3 separate regions of the Homo sapiens genome follow, and regions 2 and 3 are each linked to region 1. A link is a contact called in ENCODE Hi-C or POLR2A ChIA-PET data. All regions are on one chromosome and are shown on one strand. Each heading gives the region's core, a stretch centred on a gene start or an enhancer-like site at or near the end of the contact. The rest is flanking DNA. Distances are from core to core; before and after follow the strand shown.

The links. A loop is a pair of places that touch in the nucleus more often than their neighbours do. ChIA-PET counts read pairs that join two places held with the same protein, here RNA polymerase II (POLR2A). Pooled maps may share reads with other maps.
Region 2: a pooled map shows a loop between it and region 1 (2.4-fold over the local background). The contact joins the promoter of TICAM1 here to the promoter of MIR7-3HG in region 1. A Hi-C loop is called at or near these places in 1 of 168 maps with a recorded cell type or tissue (gastrocnemius medialis) and 1 of 50 pooled maps. POLR2A ChIA-PET finds 5 or more read pairs at or near these places in 4 of 52 experiments (AG04449, H1, HEK293T and 1 more).
Region 3: a pooled map shows a loop between it and region 1 (2.2-fold over the local background). The contact joins the enhancer-like site here to the promoter of MIR7-3HG in region 1. A Hi-C loop is called at or near these places in 2 of 168 maps with a recorded cell type or tissue (endothelial cell of hepatic sinusoid and mesothelial cell of epicardium) and 5 of 50 pooled maps. POLR2A ChIA-PET finds 5 or more read pairs at or near these places in 7 of 52 experiments (AG04449, B cell, H1 and 3 more).

What each region holds. Positions count from the first base shown.
Region 1 is chr19:4,767,100-4,770,740 of GRCh38, forward strand. MIR7-3HG (MIR7-3 host gene) reads left to right here and starts at 2,006. Exons shown (of 3, transcript NR_027148.1): 1 at 2,006-2,252; 2 at 2,531-2,658. MIR7-3 (microRNA 7-3) reads left to right here and starts at 3,571; the gene lies at 3,571-3,641. RefSeq lists a silencer at 2,438-2,732.
Region 2 is chr19:4,829,725-4,833,365 of GRCh38, forward strand. It overlaps TICAM1 (TIR domain containing adaptor molecule 1), which reads right to left and starts at 1,988. Exons shown (of 2, transcript NM_182919.4): 1 at 1,890-1,988. RefSeq lists silencers at 1,705-1,824, 1,835-2,124.
Region 3 is chr19:4,813,776-4,817,416 of GRCh38, forward strand. TICAM1 (TIR domain containing adaptor molecule 1) reads right to left here. Exons shown (of 2, transcript NM_182919.4): 2 at 2,157-3,641. The coding sequence ends at 2,464. Among named protein-coding and RNA genes, the nearest start is that of TICAM1, 16 kb to the right of the region's middle. RefSeq lists an enhancer at 2,078-2,207. Within about 2 kb of position 1,647, at least 13 of the 41 ENCODE cell types and tissues checked have a DNase peak (open chromatin) inside an H3K27ac peak, as active enhancers do.

The DNA of each region.
Region 1 (3,641 bases), core at 756-3,255:
AGGCTGGAGTGCAGTGGCATGATCTTGGCTTACTGCAACCCCTGCCTCCCGGGTTCAAGCGATTCTCCTGCCTCAGCCTCTGTAGTAGCTGGGACTACAGGCACCCGCCACCGCACTCGGCTAATTTTTGTATTTTTAGTAGAGACGAGGTGTCACCATATTGGCCAAGCTGGTCTCGAACTCCTGACCTCAGGTCATCCACCCGCCTCGGCCTCCCAAAGTGCTGGAATTACAGGGGTGAGTCAACGCACCTGGCTGGGATCTATCTCATGGGGCTGCCCTGAGGCCTTCAGATCACTCAGCAGGTAGAATGTCTGGCACTGACCCTGGCACAGAGTAAAAGCTTAGGGAAGGGGAGAGAGAAAGGGTGGCAGGTCTTCCTGTGCAACCTGAGGAACTTCACTTTTGTCCTGGCCTGAATGATCAGGTCCTGTACAGCTGTCCCTGATTTATATCCTAACTGTCCCTTCTATGCTTGCTCACCCCCCAGGGCCTGTTCTTTCCCCCACCCCCACCAGGGCCCTTACACTGACTGTTCCTTCAACCCAATGCCCATACCAACATGTGAGCAGAGTTTTCATGTCTTTACCCTCCCTAAAGGCAAGGTTGGTTGCTGAATTCATGTATGTATCTCCAGTGCCTAGTACAACAAGTTTGTTGAGCAAATAAATGGGTGGAATAGATCAGGAAAGAATAACAGCTGCATTATTAGAAAACTTACCGTAAACAGACATGATTGCTAGTGCCATGCCAAGCCATATTGGGACCTCAGGCAAAAGGAAAAGTCAGAAAGGCTGGTTCTGCCTTTATTTACATTTTTGATATTTTGTTCATTGTGGATTTTGGCATACATTTTGATTTCTTAAAACATTGCATCGATTTTTTTTTGAGACAGGGTCTTGCTCTGTCACCTAGGCTGGAGTGCAGTGGTGCAATCATAACTCACTGCAGCTTCGACCTCCTGGCCTCAAGTGATCCTCTCACCTCAGCCTCCCAAGTAGCTGAGACCACAGGTGCCATTCTCTCTCTCTCTCTCTCTCTCTCTCTCTGTTTCTCTCTTTCTCTCTCCCTCTCTCCCTCTTTCTCTCTCAGAAACGGGGTCTCACTATGTTGCCCAGGCTCATCTTGAAATCCTGGCCTCAAGTGATCCTCCCACCTTGGCCTCCCAAAGTGCTCAGATTACAAGCATGAGCCATTGCACCTGGCCTGAAATATTATTTACCTTGATTATTGAGTTTTTTGGTGCCCCTTTAAGTTTTGCACCTGAGGCTGGTGCCTCACCCAACTCACATTAGCCCCTGCCCTGATTATTTCTAACATGCAATCCACACCATATCATTAGTTCCTCAGCAAATACTCTACTATTATCACTACTTCACAGTTGCAAAAACTGAGGCACAACTGTGCCCAATGTCCCAAAGGAAGGAGAAGAAAAATCTGAACTTGAACCCCAGTTTCTTCGTTTTTTGGTTCAGAGCCTGCCCAGTATAGCACTACAATAAGCTGAATTTTATAAATTGGGTTTTGAGTTAAGGAATCAAAAGCTTCAGGCTTAAGTCCCACCTCTGCCCCAGAGTCTTCTGAGCCCTCCATTTTCACAGACGTCAGTTGCCCTAGGTGGAACTGGACTTTAATATTCTCCACATCCCTTATTTTTTCCCAAAACAGTTTACCAGCTTTTTCTTTCCTGAACCAGGAGCAATAGCAAAAATTGGGAATGGGAAGAAACAGGTACCAGCCAGGACACCTGAACGAACTTGGAGCTCAGGAACCCAGGAGGGGATTGGAGAGAGTGGGGAGACTCCATGGTCCACAATGAATGCTCCTTCCCCATCCGAAAAAATCCCCTAGCCCAGTTTTTGGGCAGATGCCAGACTTTTATTCTGAAGCGTGGGCCACAACCTATGAGGTAATCTTTGGAGCTTCATTCTGAGGCGGAATCCCATTGGCCAGTTGGGGAAGCCCCTCCCAGGATTCCTGGCGCTCCGCCTTCCCTGAAGCCTATAAAAGCGCAGGTCCCCGCCTCGGCAGCCACGGGACACCTGCATCTGCCAACAAGACTGGAAGCAGGTGAGGCACACAGAGGGGGAGGCCCGCAGCTGCGTGGGAGGAGGGGTGGTCTGAGGGACGTGGGATGCCGGGAATGAGGCTGGTTTGCAGGTTGGCGCATGGACATTTTCCCAGAAAGGGACAGAGACGGCGAAGTTTGACGGTCTGGAAAGCAGAGACCAGCAGGGCTGACTGCTTGGGAGGTAAGTTCTGGGGACATGGTACAGGGTGAGGAGCAGGTATCAGTGCTAGTTGCGACCCCTCTGTGTCTCCCCCCCGCCACCCCATTGCCATTCTGAAGCTCCCCAGGAAGAAGCTAGGAGGGGAAATAAATTGAGTGGGGGTGGGGTTTCCCAAGAATCGGAGGAACCGAGAACGAAGAGGGGTGGGGGAACGGGGAAAGAGAGAGGAAAATCAAGTTTTCTTCAGCACGAGGGACAGCTCTCCACCGACCGAAGGAGGAGAATGCTATTTATTTCAGCACCAAATATCCGGACAGCGCCTCTCGGGAGGTCCGAGAAGAGAACCGCGATCTGTTTCAGCACCGGGGCTCAGGACAGTTCCCAGCGGGCTCCGTTTCGTCTCCAGAACCCTGGACAGCTCCTCCAGGTAACGGGAGAGCCCTTTGACCCTGATTTTGCAGGGGGAGGACGAGAGAGGGTGGTCTGAGGTGCCTGGCATTTCTGGAGACCTGCACCTCATGTAATGGATTTTTAAACAAAGTATTTTCCAGATAAGCACACACAGAAGTCTGCAATTTTCTTTTTTTTTCGAGACGGAGTCTTGCTCTGTCGCCCAGGCTGGAGTGCAGTGGCACGATCTCGGCTCACTGCAACCTCTGCCTCCTGGGTTCAAGGGATTCTCCTGCCTCAGCCTCCCGAGTATCTGGGATTACAGGCACATGCCACCACTCCCGGCTAATTTTTGTATTCTTAGTAGAGACGGGGTTTCACCATGTTGGCCAGGCTGGTCTCAAACTCTTGACCTCTTCATCCGTCCACCTCAGCCTCCCAAAGTGCTAGGATTACAGGCGTGAGTCACTGCGCCTGGCCCAAGTCCGGAATTTTCAACAGGTAAGATACCTCACTGGGGTAACAGCTGCCTGCTAAGATGACATTATGGTGTCTCTTCCAGACTTCGGTGAGAAACCTTGTGCCAAGCATTTTACATACATCATATCATGCCATCTTCAACCCTAGGACATGGGTGTTACTGTGCCCATGTGACATTTGGGGAACCCAAGGCCCTGAGAAAGGCAGAAAAATAACCCACGCAGGGACTCTCAGCCCACAAGTGAAGCTGTAAGTCAACCCCACCAGTCCAACTCCAAATCCCATGTCTCTGACGTGCCTGGGTGGGAGGTGGGCCCTTGGAGATCAGACCCTGCTTCTCTCCAGGAGAACCGGGAATGGAAAACAGGGAGGCAGCACAGAGGCAGGAAACTCAGGTGTCATAGCTTGGCTCAGGTGAGAAGGAGGAGCTGGGCAGGGGTCTCAGACATGGGGCAGAGGGTGGTGAAGAAGATTAGAGTGGCTGTGGTCTAGTGCTGTGTGGAAGACTAGTGATTTTGTTGTTCTGATGTACTACGACAA
Region 2 (3,641 bases), core at 738-3,237, 63 kb after region 1:
ATTAGTGTGACAATAAATATTGGCAGACTTTTTCTCTTCCTCTTCCTTTTTAAAAAAATTTTTGATTTTTAATTTCATTTCTTTTTTTTTTTTTTTTTTTTTTTGACACAGAGTCTTGCTGTGTCGCCCAGGCTGGAGTGCAGTGGCGTGGTCTGGGCTCACTGCAACCTCCGCCTCTTGGGTTCAAGTGATTCTCCTGCCTCATCCTCCTGAGTGGCTGGGATTACAGGCATGCACCACCACGCCCCGCTAATTTTTGTATTTTTAGTAGAGACAGGGTTTCGCCATGTTGGTCAGGCTGGTCTCAAACTCCTGACCTCAGGTGATCTGCCTGGGATTACAGGCGTGAGCCACCTGCCCAGCCCCATTTCATTTTTTTTAGAGACAGGGTCTCACTCTGTCACCCAGGCTGGAGTGCAGTAGTGGGATCACGGCTCACTGCAGCCTTGAACTCCCGGGTTCAAGTGATCCTCCCACCTCAGCCTCCCGAGTAGCTGGGACTACAGGTGTGCGGCACCACACCTGGCTAATTTTTGTATTTTTGGTAGAGACAGAGTCTCACCCATGTTACCCAGGATCCTGGGCTCAAGCAATCCACCTGCCTCAGCCTCCCAAAGTGTTGGGATTACAGGCATAAACCACTGCACCCGGCTAACTTTCTTTTTGAATTTTTTTGTAGAGGTGGAGTCTCGCTATGCTGCCCAGGCTTGTCTTGAACTCCTGGGCTCAAGTGATCCTCCCACCTTGTCCTTTTTAAATGTTTTAACCACCTCTCCCACTCTCCTTCCCACACTCTCATGCAGCCTTTCATGCATCGAATATGCATTTATTGAGCACCTACTAGGTCCAGGAACTGTTCAAAGTGCCACTGCATATCAAGGCAGGCACATCTACCCTCACAGAGCTCCCAGTCTGGTTCAGGGAGACCAACAGTAAGCGAGAAAATAACCCAAGATCATTTCAGAGAATGAAAAGTAACGTGAAAGCCATGAGCCGGGGGCTGTGTGGCTCTGAGAGACTGGCTGGGAAGGGGCTACAGGGGACCACGGTGGTCAAGGGAGGCCTTTGGGGACAGGAGGTAACATTGAGCTGAGACCTAAAGGAGCTGAGGGAGGAGGCTGGGTGGAGATCAGGGAGGAAAGCTTCTGGAAGGTGAAGCCACCTGCCCAAAGGCCCTGGGGCAGGACTGCGCCTGGTGAGCTGGAGGAACAGTAAGGAAGCCCATGTGGCTGGATAACCGTTAGGAGGGGGAGAAAGGAAGAAGGTGTGTGGTGGTACAGGGTGTGAGGTTGGGATCCTGGGTGTCAGGGAAGAGTTTGGGGTGTCAGGGAGGAATTTGGGGTGTCTGGGAGGAATCTGGGGTATTCGGGAGGGATCCTGGGTGTTGGGGAAGAATCCAGGGTGTCAGAGAGGGGTCCTGGGTGTCACGGAGGAATTTGGGGTATCAGGGAGGGACCTTGGGTGTCAGGGAGAAATTCAGGGCGTTGAGAGAAATATGGGGTGTGAGGTAGGAAGCTTGGGTGTCAGGAATTTGGGGTGAGAAGGAATATGGGGTTTCAGGTAGGAATCCTGGGTGTTGGGGAGGAATCTGGGGTGTCCGGGAGGAATCTGGGGTTTGGGGGAGGGGTCAGGCTGTCGGGGAGGAAGCCAGGGTGCTGGGGAGGATCCCGACAGTGGGGGAGGATCTGGGCCACCAGCGCGGGGAGCTGGAGGTTGAGGGGAACGTCAACCTCCCAACGCGCGGCGCCAGGCCCCCTCCTCCGCACCGGGGCCCTAAGAGGGAGGCCAGGTGGCCTGGAGCCCTGGCGAGCGGCACGGGCTCAGGGCCACCCCCCACACCCCCGACACCTTCTCCACCTCAGGCCCGTCCTCGCCCCTTCCCCACCTACCAGGGATCCGGGGCTGCCGGCTGCGCCACTGGGTCCTGGGGTCCTGGGGGCTGGGGCTTCTGCGGAGTTGCCCGCGGACCGTAGCGCGCTGAGGGCGCTGGCTCCACCCCGCGGCCCGCGCCCTGGGAAGGAAGCGCGCCGCCCCTTCCGCGTCCCGGGTGGGTGTGGGACGTGAGGTCACGGTTTCGGAGTCCTGCCCCGCAGCACCGGGAAAGTCCCCGGGTCGCCCCGCACCCATGCGCTCTCTTCCCAACCCTTGCGGTCACGTTCAGCAAGTGTGAGCACCTACTGTCTGCAGGGGGCCAGAAGAACTCGCATCTGCTCTCGGGGAGCCCACAGTCATCTGGGCGGGGGTCCCAGATGAGAAAGTAATCACAATTGTAAAGTGGGATCATCTCCGTTAGTGATAGGTGCTTTCCAGGAAATAAATGTAGCAGCTGTTTTTATTTTATTTCTCTTATTTTATTTGTTTGTTTGTTTATTTATTTTTTTATTTATTTTCCGAGACGGAGTTTCGCTCTTGTTGCCCAGGCTGGAGTGCAATGGCGCAATCTCAGCTCACTGCAACCTCCGCCTCCCGGGTCCAAGCAATTCTACTGCCTCAGCTTCCTGAGTAACTGGGATTACAGGCATGTGCCACCACACCTGGCTAATTTTGTATTTTTAGTAGAGATGGAGTTTCTCCACCTTGGTCAGCGTGGTCTCGAACTCCCAACTTCAGGTGATCCACCTGCCTTGGCCTCCCAAAGTGCTGGGATTACAGGTGTGAGCCACCGTGTCCGGCCTCCCTTTTTTTTTTTTTTTTTTTTAGTTGGAGTCTTACTCTGTGGCCTAGGCTGGAGTGCGGTAGTGCGACCTCGGCTCACTGCAACCTCCACCTCATGGGTTCAAGCGATTCTCCTGCCTCAGCCTCCTGAGTAGCTGGGATTACAGGCACGTGCCACCACACCTGGCTAATTTTTGTATTTTTAGTTGAGATGGGGTTTCACCATGTTGGCCAGGCTGGTCTCGAACTCTTGACCTCAGGTGATCTGCCCGCCTCGGCCTCCCAAAGTGCTGGGATTACAGGCGTGAGCCGCTGCGCCCGGCCTAATTTTATGATTATAATAATTATTATTATTTGAAACGGGGTCTCCCTATATTACCCAGGCTGCTTTCAAACTTCCAGGCTCAAGCAATCCTCCCGCCTCGGCCTCTCAAAGTGCTAGGATTACAGGTGTGAGCCACCGCACCTGGCCTATATTATTTTTATCACCACATTAAATAAGATCTAATAATCACAGTGATTTTGCCGTGGTGACAAGTGTCAGATGTGTTTCTGGTTGCAATGCAATCTGAAAGTATCTGTGGTTTTTATTAGGGACAAACGGACAAAGTCCCAGGTCCTGTGGTTGTCTTCATTAATAATTGAGGGAATGGTAATTATCAGTTAGAGTCAGTGAAAATAAAGATGTGAAATTTTTTTCCTCCATCAGAATTCACAGACACCCTGAACACCCCTAAGAGGCTCAGGGACCCCAGGCTGAAGTTCACCTAAAAGTTCTTGTAGGGAGATAGCAATGGAAGTTATGTTGATGTCAAATCCCCCACAGTTCCCCTTATTGAGTACTTCTCTCCAGTGAGGGAGAAATTTTATTGAGCACTGACTGTGTTCCAGGAACGTCTAGGCTCTGGGAATACAGTAGCGGGGAAGACAGAAATGGTCTTACCCTTCAGGGTCTCCAGGGCTGGTGGGGGAGAGAAAGTTAAACA
Region 3 (3,641 bases), core at 397-2,896, 46 kb after region 1:
GGCTCACTGCAACCTCCACCTCCCGAGTTCAAGCGATTCTCCTGCCTTAGCCTCCCAAGTAGCTGGGATTACAGGCACCCACCACCACACCCAGCTAATTTTGTATTTTTAGTAGAGACGGGGTTTTACCATGTTGGCCAGGCTGGTCTCGAACTCCTGTCCTCAGGTGATCCACCCACCTCGGCCTCCCAAAGTGCTGGGATTACAGGCATGAGCCACCATGCCCTGCCTATTTTTATTTATTTATGTATGTATTTACTGATACAGAGTCTTGCTCTGTTGCCCAGGCTGGAGTGCAGTGGCGCAATCTCAGTTCACTGCAATCTCCGCCTCCCAGGTTCAAGCGATTCTCCTGCCTCAGCCTCACAAGTAGCTGAGACTACAGGTGTGTGCCCCATGCCCAGCTGGTTTTTCTATTTTTAGTAGAGACAGGGTTTCATCATGTTGGCCAGGCTGGTCTCGAACTCCTGACCTCAAGTGATCCGCCTGCCTTGGCCTCCAAAAGTGCTGGGATAACAGATGTGAGCCACCATGCCTGGCCTATTTATTTATTTATTTTTTAAAAAGAGTTGGATGTCTTATTCAGTTGATAAATAAATAAATACATACATAAATAAGAAAGATGCGGCTGGGTGTGGTGGCTTACGCCTGTAATCCCAGCACTTTAGGAGCCCAAGGCAGGTGGATCACCTGAGGTCAGGAGTTTCAGACCAGCGTGGCCAACATGGCGAAACCCCATCTCTACTAAAAATACAAAAATTAGCCGGGTGTGGTGGCGAGCTCCTGTAATCCCAGCTACTCGGGAGGCTGAGGCAGGAGAATAGCTTGAACCCGAGAGGTGGAGGTTACAGTGAGCTGAGCTCTCTTCACTGCACTCCATCCTGGGTGAGAGAGCCAGACTCCATCTCAGGAAAAAAAAAAAATAGAGATGGGGTTTCATTATGTTGCCCAAGCTGGTCTTGAATTCCTGGCCTCAAGCAACCCTCCCACTTCAACCTCCCAAAGTTCTGGGATTAATTACAGATGTGAGCCACCACAGCACCCAGTCTTGTTTATGTATTTAGACACTCCAGAATCAATACATGTTAAGTGTCCAACAAACCTTGGCTCCATTCTTATTCTTAGAAGGTCTGTCACCCTGAAAAATATTAATCCCTTCCATGTGGGTCCCCATACTTAATGAGTGCTGCACCTGCTACCCAGGTATGGTGTACCTGATATGTGGTTCTGCATATGATCCGCTGAGGCCTTGAAACAACAGCCTCCACAGACCCATTTCTCAGATGAAAAAGCAGAGGCTCCGACAGGGGAGGCACTTGCCAAATGTCACACAGTGGCATCGGAGTCCAACCTTGGTGGGGGCATCAAAGGCAGACCCCAAAGAAAAAGGAAGGGCTGCAGCAAAAACTGCTAAATGTCCCCCAATGGCATTCATTCAAATTCATGCATTTATTCACTCATCCATTCATTCACTCACTCATTCATTCATTCACTCATCCTTTCACTCACTCATCCATTCACTCATTCATTCACTCACTCGTTCATTCATTCACTCATTCATTCACTCACTCGTTCATTCATTCACTCATTCATTCACTCGTTCATTCTTTCACTCATTCATTCACTGACTCGTTCATTTATTCACTCACTCATTCACTCATTCATTCATTCACTCACTCGCTCACTCATTCATTCATTCATTCATTCATTCATTCATAGCTCACTGCAGCCTTCGGCTCCTGGGCTCAAGCAATCCTCCCACCTCAGCCTCCTGAGTACCTGAGACTACAGGCGTGCACCACCACGCCCAGCTAACTTTTGTATTTTTGAAGAGACGCGGTCTCACCATGCTGCCCAGGCTGCACCCTCCCCGCCCTCAACAATATCTTTTCCCTCCACCTTTCCTGGTATTAGAACCCCGACTCGGGAGGCACACGGCCGTTCAGAAAGGACTACATTTCCCAGGGTTCCTTGCGGCAGGAGCAGGGCCATGTGATTATATTCTGGCCAATGGGATGAGGGCAAAGGCCGGTCTATGCCCTCCAAGAAGAGGCGTGCACTTCCCGCTTCCTGTTCCCTTTTGCGGGAGCGGGAGCCACGTGTTTTATAACAAATAGCCAGGCAGAAGGTGTCCCAGAAGACAATGGCGCTGCGGAAGCATTCAATAAATATTTATTATAATTAAAAGACCGTAGCAATACCCCCACCACCAAGACCCTTCACCCAGAAATAGAGAGATTGGAATTGTAAACACCGTATCCAGTTCTGACCACCCTGAAAGCCAGGGCATCATCGCGCCCGTTTTGTCCTAAATGAAGGGCTCCCGGACAATGTCCTGAAAGTGGCAGATGACCTCATCTTCCACTGTCCACAGGGCACAGGGCAGACCGGGGTGCTCTATGGGGTCCTGGCCGATGCCTGGGTCCAGGGGTGTTCCCCAGGTGGTCAGGCAAGGACACGCGGTCATTCTGCCTCCTGCGTCTTGTCCTCGGGCGCCTGGGACCCTCTCTGGTTCCACATGTGGTTGTTCAGCCCCAGCTGTACCATCTGTGCGTGGTGGATAATGAGGGGTTGCAGCCCTGGGCTCTGAGGGGGTGCGGGTGAGGCCGTAGGGAAGGCTGGGGACTGCGGGAAGGGCAGTGACTGTGGAAAGGCTGCTGGCTGTGGGGAGGGCGGTGGGGGGGTGCCAGCCTGCCATGCGTGCAGGGGTGGCGGCTGCGGGCACCCCGGCCAAGTGGGAAAGGGTGGCGGGGCTCCCAGGGGCACCTGGCCCCCAAAGGGCATTCGAGCCCCATAGGGCGCCCCAGTCCCAAATGACATGTGGCTCCCAAAAGCCACCTGGAGCTGCTCCATCTGTGCCTGGTAGGACAAGTAGCTCTGGAGGTAGGCTGAGTAGGCTGCGTTCAGTGCCGCCGCCTGCATCCGCTCACCGTCCAGGTGTTGGCTCTGTTCCCGCAGGGCTCGGGTGTCCTGTTCCTTCCTCCACATGGCCTTTCGGGCCTGAAGCCTGTGGGGCTTGAAGGTGTTGGCCACCTTCCTGGCGAAGATCTGGGAGTGTTCGTCCAGCCGCACCAGCCCGGAGAGCAGGCTGGCCGTGTCGGAGCTGAGCTGGGCCGGGGAGCTCTCCAGGGGCAGGAAGGGGATGACACAGTCTGGCGACCCCTGTCGCGTGAGGTTGCTCATCATGGCTTGGTTCACCTGGTGCAGGCTCAGGCGACAGTCGAAGTTGGAGGTGAGAAGTAGGATGATGAAAGCTGAGTGGTCTATGGCGTCCTGCAGGCAGCTCAGCTCCCCGCGCCCCGGCACCTGGAAATCCTCGCAGAAGGTGGCCCCGTCGGGCACGCCAAGGGCCTCCAGCTTCTCCCGAACCCGCAGGGCGATGTGTTCGTCTGCCCTGGCGTGGAGGATCACAAAGTTATAGAATTTCTGTTCCGATGATGATTCCAGGGAGGAAGGGAACAGGGAGGAGGGGGTCAGGTGAGCTGAACAAGGAGTAGATGAAGGAGGAGGAGGAGGAGGAGGAGGGGATGTTTCTGGGGTGGTGGGAGTAGGTGGGCACGGCTTGGTATTTGGAGAGGTGGTATCTTCTACAGAAAGTTGGAGTGGCGTCTGGTCTTTGACAGAGCAGGGGTTTTTGACCG